Linked DNA regions of Homo sapiens: region 2 is linked to region 1. A link is a loop called in an ENCODE intact Hi-C map of the cell type or tissue named here. Cell type or tissue: IMR-90. All regions are shown on one strand. Region 1 overlaps PPP1R21 (protein phosphatase 1 regulatory subunit 21). Region 2 overlaps STON1-GTF2A1L (STON1-GTF2A1L readthrough).

Region 1 (4,000 bases):
GAAGGAAACTTATTGTGAATACATGTTTTTATATAAAGAGTAATATATCATCTAGACATTTTGGAGGTATTCCCAGATTCAGGGTCAGCCAGAAGTTACATGGCAGATTAGCATTTAAAATAAAGACACTGTTTTTTTTTTTTTTTTTTAGGATGTCTACTTTATTCTAAAGTGACTATAGTCTGTAGTTGTAATTATGAAAATATATAGACCAACGTTTCCCAAAGTTTAGTGTGTATACACATCATCAGATGACTTTTTTTTCCCCTCAACTTTTAAGTTCAGGGGTAAATGTGCAGGATGTGCAGGTTTGTTACATAGTTAAATGTGTGCCGTAGTGATTAGCTGCACAGATCATCCCATCAACTAGATAGTAAGCCCAGCATCCATTTGCCATTCTTCCTGATGCTATCCCTCCTCCCATCCCCCACCCTCCATCAGGCTCCAGTGTGTCTTGTTCCTTGGCATGTGTCCATGTGTTCTCATCATTCAGCTTCCATTGACAAGTGAGAACATGCAGTATTTGATTTTCTGTTTCTGCGTTAGTTTGCTGAAGATAATGGCTTCTGGCTCCATCCATGTACCTGCAAAGGACATGATCTCGTTCCTTTTTATGGCTGCATAGTGTTCTATGACGTATACGTACTACATTTTCTATAAAATAAAGATACTTTTTTTTCCTTTTTTTTTTTTTTTTTTTTTTTTGAGACAAGTCTCACTCTGTCACCCAGGCTGGAGTGCAGTGCAACCTTTCCCTCCCAGGTTCAAGCGATTCTCCTGCCTCAGCCTCCTGAGTAGCTGGGACTACAGGTGTGCGTCACCATGCCGGCTAATTTTTTTGTATTTTAAATAGAGACAGGGTTTCGCCATGTTGGCCAGGCTGGTCTCGAACTCCTGACCTCAAGTGATCCGCCTGCCTCGGCCTCTCAAAGTTTTGGGATTATAGGCGTGAGCCACTGCACCTGGCCCAATGTCAAAATCCTAAAATTCACAGGAAACCATAAAAGGGGCCTGAATAGCCAAAGCAAACAGCACAAAGCATAAAGCTAGAGGCATCACGTTAACTGACTTGTACTGCTTTATAAGCTCATTTAGCAAAGTAGTGCACATAGTATTTTACCCTTCTCTACCCTGTTCCTTGTAATGCACAATGAGAAACAGAACAGAGTACACATTGTTCCAACCCAAGTGCTGGGATTACAAGCGTGAGGTACCGCGCCTGGCCAAGAGTGTCTTTATTTTAAATGCTAATCCACCATGTAACTTCTGACTAACCCTGAGTCTGGGAATGCCTCCAAAATGTCAATTTAGTGTATTACTCTTTCTTATTTTTAATTTTTTAAATTTCTTTTTTATAGAGGTGGGGTCCTTCTATATTTCCCAGGCTGGTCTCAAACTCCTGGACTCAAGTGATCCTTCTGCTTCGGTCTCCCAAAGTGCTGGGATTACATGCATGAACTACCGTGCCCAGCCTAATGTATTACTCTTTATATAGGAATACCTATTCACTGTAAGATTCCTTCAAAACAAACTTTGACGCCATAACAAAAATCATAGGCTGTGACTCCTGTAGCCACCCACACATTCCTTTCAGAACACGCATACTTTTTCCCCAAGATATAAGCCCTGCGTTTGGGGGTTTGCCATGCAGAGATCTGTTTTGCAGCCACCCAAGACCATGCTTGTGTCTGTAAGTTCCTCCTAATAAATCATCCTATACCAATAAACTGGATTTGCCTGCTTCCTTCTTTGATTTCTTGGCTCCTTCAGCATTTGGGGGTCGTGTTGCAAATACAGCCCTTTCAAGGAGCATATTCTAAGTGAGAATTGTTTGATCTTTAGTCTCAGAGGTCTGAAGTTGGTAGACTCGTGGGAAACATAAAAGGAAAAATAAATCTATGGTCTAAGTCACATGATTCTTTTGTACATTTTGGAGTTAAAATTTAATGTCAAGAAACACTCTAAATAATTAAAATCTTTGGACTAAATAAAGAATAAACTTTTTTTTTTTTTTTTTTTCTGGACTGATTCTTGCTCTGTTGCCCAGGCTGGACTGCAGTGGCATGATCTTGGCTCACTGCAACCTCCCACTCTTGGGTTTAAGCAATTCTTATGCCTCTAGCACCTGAGTAGCTGGGATTACAGGCACATGCCACTACACCCAGCAATTTTTGTATTTTTAGTAGACACGGGGTTTTGCCATGTTGGCCAGGCTGGTCTTGAACTCCTGGCCTCCAGTGATCTGCCCACGTCGGTCTCCCAAAGTGCTAGATTACAGGCATGAGCCACTGCATCCTGCCAAGAGTAAACATTTTGATTGTGAGAATGACTATAATCAAGCTACAATAGCATTGTTCTTAGTATTGTACTTTTTTCATGAGTACCTCAATTACCATCAACCAAGATTGCTTACCAACCAAATTGTATTATTATAACATTGTATATACTTCCAGTGAAATATTGAATAAAACTGTCTGTGATGTGTAGAAAGAAAATGTCTGTTAGGGATGAGCAATTCAGTATACAAAAAGCATTCAGTACTTACAGACTGTTGGTGGGAATGTAAATTAGTTCAACCCCTATGGAAAGCAGTATGGAGATTTCTCTCATTTTTAGAGTTCTGAAAATAGAATTACCATTCGACCCAGCAATACCCACTACTGGGTATTAACAATCCCACTACTATGTTCACCATTTGGGTGATGGGCTCAATGGAAGCCCAAACCCCAGTATTACACAATATGCCCGCATAACAAACCTGCACATAAACTCCCTGCCTCTAAAATAAAATGTAAAAAAAAAAACAAAAAGCATTCAGCATCCTAATTGAATTTTTATACACTTGGACATCTTATGACTATGTTGAGCATAATCATTTCTTTTCAAAAATATATTGAATGTAATAGTAATTTGCCAATTGGTTGGTTCCTTTTCTGTGACAACTGTACCATAGTAATATGTTAACAGTAGGAAAAATTGGCTAAAGGGTGTAATGAAACTCCATACCTTTTCTATAAGTCTAAAACTATCCTAAATCAAAGACGTATTTATTACAAGTGTATATAAATATAGGAATATATTAATAATTTTTAAATTCCCTAGTTTTAAAATGTTAGTGAAAATAATCTCATTCATGGACCATAGTAATTTTGAGTTAAAACATCATGATCACTTCAGGTTAAATCTCAAATACTATTTCTTTTCAAATAGTCTTATTTCCTCCATTAATTATCTATAGTCTAAAACAATCAACAAAATTTCTTGATTCTAAATTAATGAAATTGTTTGTACAGAATTGCTATAAAAATTTTCATGTTTTGTGATTGACATATATATAGTTGTATATATTAACTAATATATACAATTGTATATACTAACTAATATATACAATTGTATATACTAACTAATATATACAATTGTATATACTATATATAATTGTATTATATATAGTTTTATATATTATATTAATATATACAATTATATATAATATAATTAATACATATGTGTATATATGTATACCTCTTCTATGCTTTCCTAACCACAGGCCTTTATTGTACTATTCTTGGACTGGAGACAGTTGCATAGGAAGTCAGGCACTGGGGCGTCCAATCCGTATTTGGCTGTGCAGATACTTCTCATTGCTAGTTAGGGTGTGCACTAGGAAACTAGCTATAGCCCAGTAAGGACTGTGAGACAGTGTGGTTGTGTTGGCTATTCCTTTCCAGCCTGGTGGGTTGTTTATATAAATACAAGATAATTTCTCCTCAATGCCTGTTACACTATCAAAACAGTGGTTTTTAACTGGTAAATAGTGGTTTTTAACTGGTAAATACAGGATCATTTACCCAATGTTAGAATTAATACTCCGACGAGGAAATCTTGGTGGCTGTAGTAAAGATAGCCAAGATGGTGTTCAGAGATCCTTACTTCTCTCTGTTCTTTCCATGTAGATTTGTGACCTAATTGATACTCAGTGCAATCCTGACACTTGAGACCATTC
Region 2 (4,000 bases), 83 kb after region 1:
TTTTTTGTATTTTTGGTAGAGACAGGGTTTCACCATGTTAGCCAGGATGGTCTCGATCTCCTGACCTCGTGATCCACCCGCCTCGGCCTCCCAAAGTGCCAGGATTACAGGCGTGAGCCACCGCGCCCAGCCTCCGACTTCTTATACAGGTACTAATCCTATTCATGAGGGCTCTACACTCATGACCTCATTACCTTCTAATGGCCCCATCTCTAAATATCATCACATTGGGATTCAGGTTTCAACATAGGAATTTTGTGGGGACACAAACATTAAGCCCATAACAAAGGAGGATCCCTGAGCAGGGAATTGGGCACAGGGATCTAAGACAGGGAATTATATTATCAGATCCCCAGGGCAGAATACAGGCATGGTCATAAGTTAGGCAGAATGGAGACACAGTTCTAGAAAAAGATTCATAGCAAGTTGTCTTGATGGTAAACCAAGGTCCAGAGTTGGGCCTCTTTAGCTTCCTCCTGACTGGAGAAAGCAGGTGTTCTAAAGGCTAGAGTAGGGACAGAGGAGGAGAAAGGAAAACTAACATATATCGAGTACATTTATGAGGCAATTTACATATGAGGTAAAATTAATATTACCATTTTACAGATGAGGAAACTGTGGCTCAGTGACCTGCTTAGCAAATTTCTATAGCATCTATGGCAGTGACATGAACATGGTATGGATACATCATAGAAATGTCATGATAATAAGGATAAAATTCTAAAATCCGAATACCCACCCAACTCCAAATCTTCTCTTTGTTCATGTAATGACCATTTTCTGGGACTAGCCAGTTTGGGTTGGATTCTGTTCATATTACTGTCAAAGATAAACACAGCTGGACATTAGTTAAAGTGGTGAGAATAGATTTTTAATTGGTAATAACTATTGCAACAGGGAAAAGAGTCTAGCTTGAACCAAACTCAATTTCCATTTGTACAGAGGTGACTGGGCATATTAGTTTTTATTTTTTTGAGATGGAGTTTCACTCTGTCACCCAGGCTGGAGTGCAGTGGCACCATCTTGGCTCACTGCAACCTCCACCTCCCAGGTTCAAGTGATTCTCCTGCCTCAGCTTCCCAAGTAGCTGGGATTACAGGTGCCCACCACCACGCCCGGCTAATTTTTGTATTTTTAGTAGAGACGGGGTTTCACCATGTTGGTCAGGCTGGTCTCGATCTTCTGACGTCAGGTGATCTGCCCACCTCAGTCTCCACCATGCCCGGCTAATTTTTGTATTTTTAGTAGAGACGGGGTTTCACCATGTTGGTCAGGCTGGTCTCAATCTTCTGACGTCGGGTGATCCGCCCACCTCAGTCTCCCAAAGTGCTGAGATTACAGGCGTGAGCCACCGCACCCGACCTGTGACTGGGCATTTTAAAGGGAGAATGAGCTCAAGGGAGTCAGGGAAGTGAAAAATTACAAAAAGTGGGAAGGAGGGGTTGGTCCATGTGAAATCCATCTGGGTTTGCAAACTGGCATTTATCAAAGTTAGGCTCCTACTCTCCCACTGACGCTAGAGGGACCCTATCTTCAGGCATTGATTGAAACAAACATTGAATTCTTCAGGCAGCCTTGCGTTTTCTCAGGCGGGCACTTTAAGAGGGGCTGGTGTTGTGGTGGTGTGGCCTCGAGCCATTGGAAGCAATATTAGTGTTTGTTCAAGTCGTTACAGGCTGAAGTTGAAAGGCCTATTCAAGAAGCAGACTCTGAGCCTGGCTAGAATTTGGTCAAAGAGAGAATCTATGTCACTATTCTCTAAATTTAGGAAATGAACAGATTATTAGAACAAGGTAAAAAAAAAAAGTTGGCACCCAAGTTTATGCTGGAAAAATGAAGGTTAAATGCCGTAGGGGAGGGGCAGTGTTAGGGAATTGAGCTGGAACCAGCACTGACAATATTTGAAAGCATGGTTAGGTTTTGCTGTGGTTTAATATTTTACAAATGTTATTCCCTGTCACATAGCTGAACTAAATACCCCACATGTTTGCGATTAAGCATTATGAGCTGCAGAACATATGTGCTAATAATATGGTTCATGCAGCCTGTGGGCACTTCTCCCATGACCTAAGATGAAGGTGAGGCTTTTTGATTTTCCTTAAGGTATTGTGTTTTCTGATGATTCCTTTTTGTTCCAAACTTTCGCTTTCCCCTTTAGAACGAAGCCTTTTACAGGAATGATATTTTATTTTTATATATTTATTTTTTTTGAGATGCAGTCTTGCCCTGTCATCCAGGCTGGAGTGCAATGGCGCGATCTTAGCTCACTGCAGTCTCCGCCTCCTGTGTTCAAGCGATTCTCCTGCCTCAGCCTCCTGAGTAGCTGGGATTACAGGCGCCCACCACCGTGCCCGGCTAATTTTTGTATTTTTAGTAGAGACGGGGTTTTGCCATGTTGGTTTCGGACTCCTGACCTCAGGTGATCTGCCCGCCTCGGCCTCCCAAAGTGCTGCGATTACAGGCGTGAGCCACTGCACCTGGCCAGGAATGGTATTTTAAATACTGTCATAGCAAGCCCTTAAGAAAATTCTTCACAGCTGCATGTTAACACACTGGCCTGTCCCTGACTTTGGCTTTGTTTCCAGGATATACAGTTGTTTCTGGAATGTACAGTAGCTAGATTGCAGCCCTCCAATCATACAAAAACAGACTGAGGGTTTGGAAATGCTGCTAAAGTCTAGTTACAGTGTTGCTCTTGAGGAGTCTGGCGCTATAGGGAGTCTGAGAATTCCTTATTTGAAAAACAGCCAATGGAACCGCACAGACACACTGAAATTAAGACATTCTTTCTGTAGATTATGCAGCATTGTTAGAGAGCAAAGAAAAGCCACAGGAATAAAGGACTCAATTCAGCCCTCTGCTGAAGGAGAGGGTGTTCCTGAGGCTTGAGTAGGAATTGACCCAACAGGGACAGTTTGGTTGGGCTGATACCAGGAGGCTACTGAGAGGTGTCGATGATGCCTTCCTGAGCTCTGCTGAATACCTCCTTGGCATCAGTCCTCCCCCAACATCTAGCAGAAACAGAGGAGCCAGACATTAGGGACCACATTGGGGCGTGCTTTTCCCCACAGATGCATACTGAAGTGGGGACAAAGTCTTCAGCTGCCATATGACCTGGATTGCTGTTTCACCTATCACATGCATCTAATCTGACTTCAACAATCTACAGGAGAAGGTAGAACTTCATATTTACATTTTATTTGAGTGGTTTATGAAGAAAAGTAGAGGAAAACTGCAAAGAACGGCAGAAGTAGACTCTTGAGGTTGGAGGGGAGTAGGGGATGATGGTGTGGGAGGGATGAACTTTGCAGGGAGTTACACAAAATTTGGAAAATTACAGAGAATACTGGAATCGCCACTAAAAGAGAGGCAGGGCACCTAAATCTATTTATTAGACAACAATTCTGAGAAATTATTCATCACTAAGGGCAGGACAGTCAGTTGATGCAGTCAAGAAGGGGCAGGAAATAGGGCGAGCTGAGTTATGAAAGCCATTCTCAGAAATGACCCAAATTTGTACTGAGCTGTTGTTCTTGAGCAACCTTGGGGAAAATTATCAGTCTGCTTTTCCCACAGCCTGATGTCCAAGGGGCAGATACGTGTGGTGGGCTTGCTGGAGAAATAGGCTCTTCTCACGTGAGAACAGCATCCTTCCAATCTAGAGCTCCTGGCTCCAGGAAGTGGTGGTGGCTCTACCCTGGTGCTATTTCATTAGTGAAGGGTGGGGTGGTGGAAAGTGCAGAAAAGGCAGGACCCCTGACACCAGCAAGGCATTGGATCTCTCTGGACCTCCGGGTGGTGGACTTTGGGACTGGACAGACCTGGTCACAGTCTAGGTTCTACATCTTACTGGTCGAGCAACTTTAGGCAAGTAGCTTAACTCCTCCGAACTTATTTTCCTTTTCTACCAAATAATGATAATATTACTTCATGAGTTTGTGAGTATTAAATGAGATCATGCATATACAGCCTACAGCCCTTAGCACACCATGAACACATA

The links. Peaks named below come from ENCODE experiments on the same cell type or tissue, not always from the same donor. Only the 100,000 strongest peaks of a DNase experiment are listed, where the experiment ranks them.
Region 2: it touches region 1 in a loop (1.9-fold over the local background); 1 of 110 quality-filtered maps calls a loop at or near these places.

The regions. Positions count from the first base shown.
Region 1 is chr2:48,482,515-48,486,514 of GRCh38, forward strand. The region is part of intron 13 of PPP1R21 (protein phosphatase 1 regulatory subunit 21); the gene reads left to right. Among named protein-coding and RNA genes, the nearest start is that of PPP1R21, 44 kb to the left of the region's middle. In IMR-90, no CTCF peak of the experiment used is centred here; DNase peaks (open chromatin) are centred at 17, 1,227 and 1,587; H3K27ac peaks cover 375 bases.
Region 2 is chr2:48,565,220-48,569,219 of GRCh38, forward strand. All of the region lies in intron 1 of STON1-GTF2A1L (STON1-GTF2A1L readthrough), which reads left to right. All of the region lies in intron 1 of STON1 (stonin 1), which reads left to right. Among named protein-coding and RNA genes, the nearest start is that of STON1, 37 kb to the left of the region's middle. In IMR-90, a CTCF peak has its summit at 1,508; no DNase peak of the experiment used is centred here.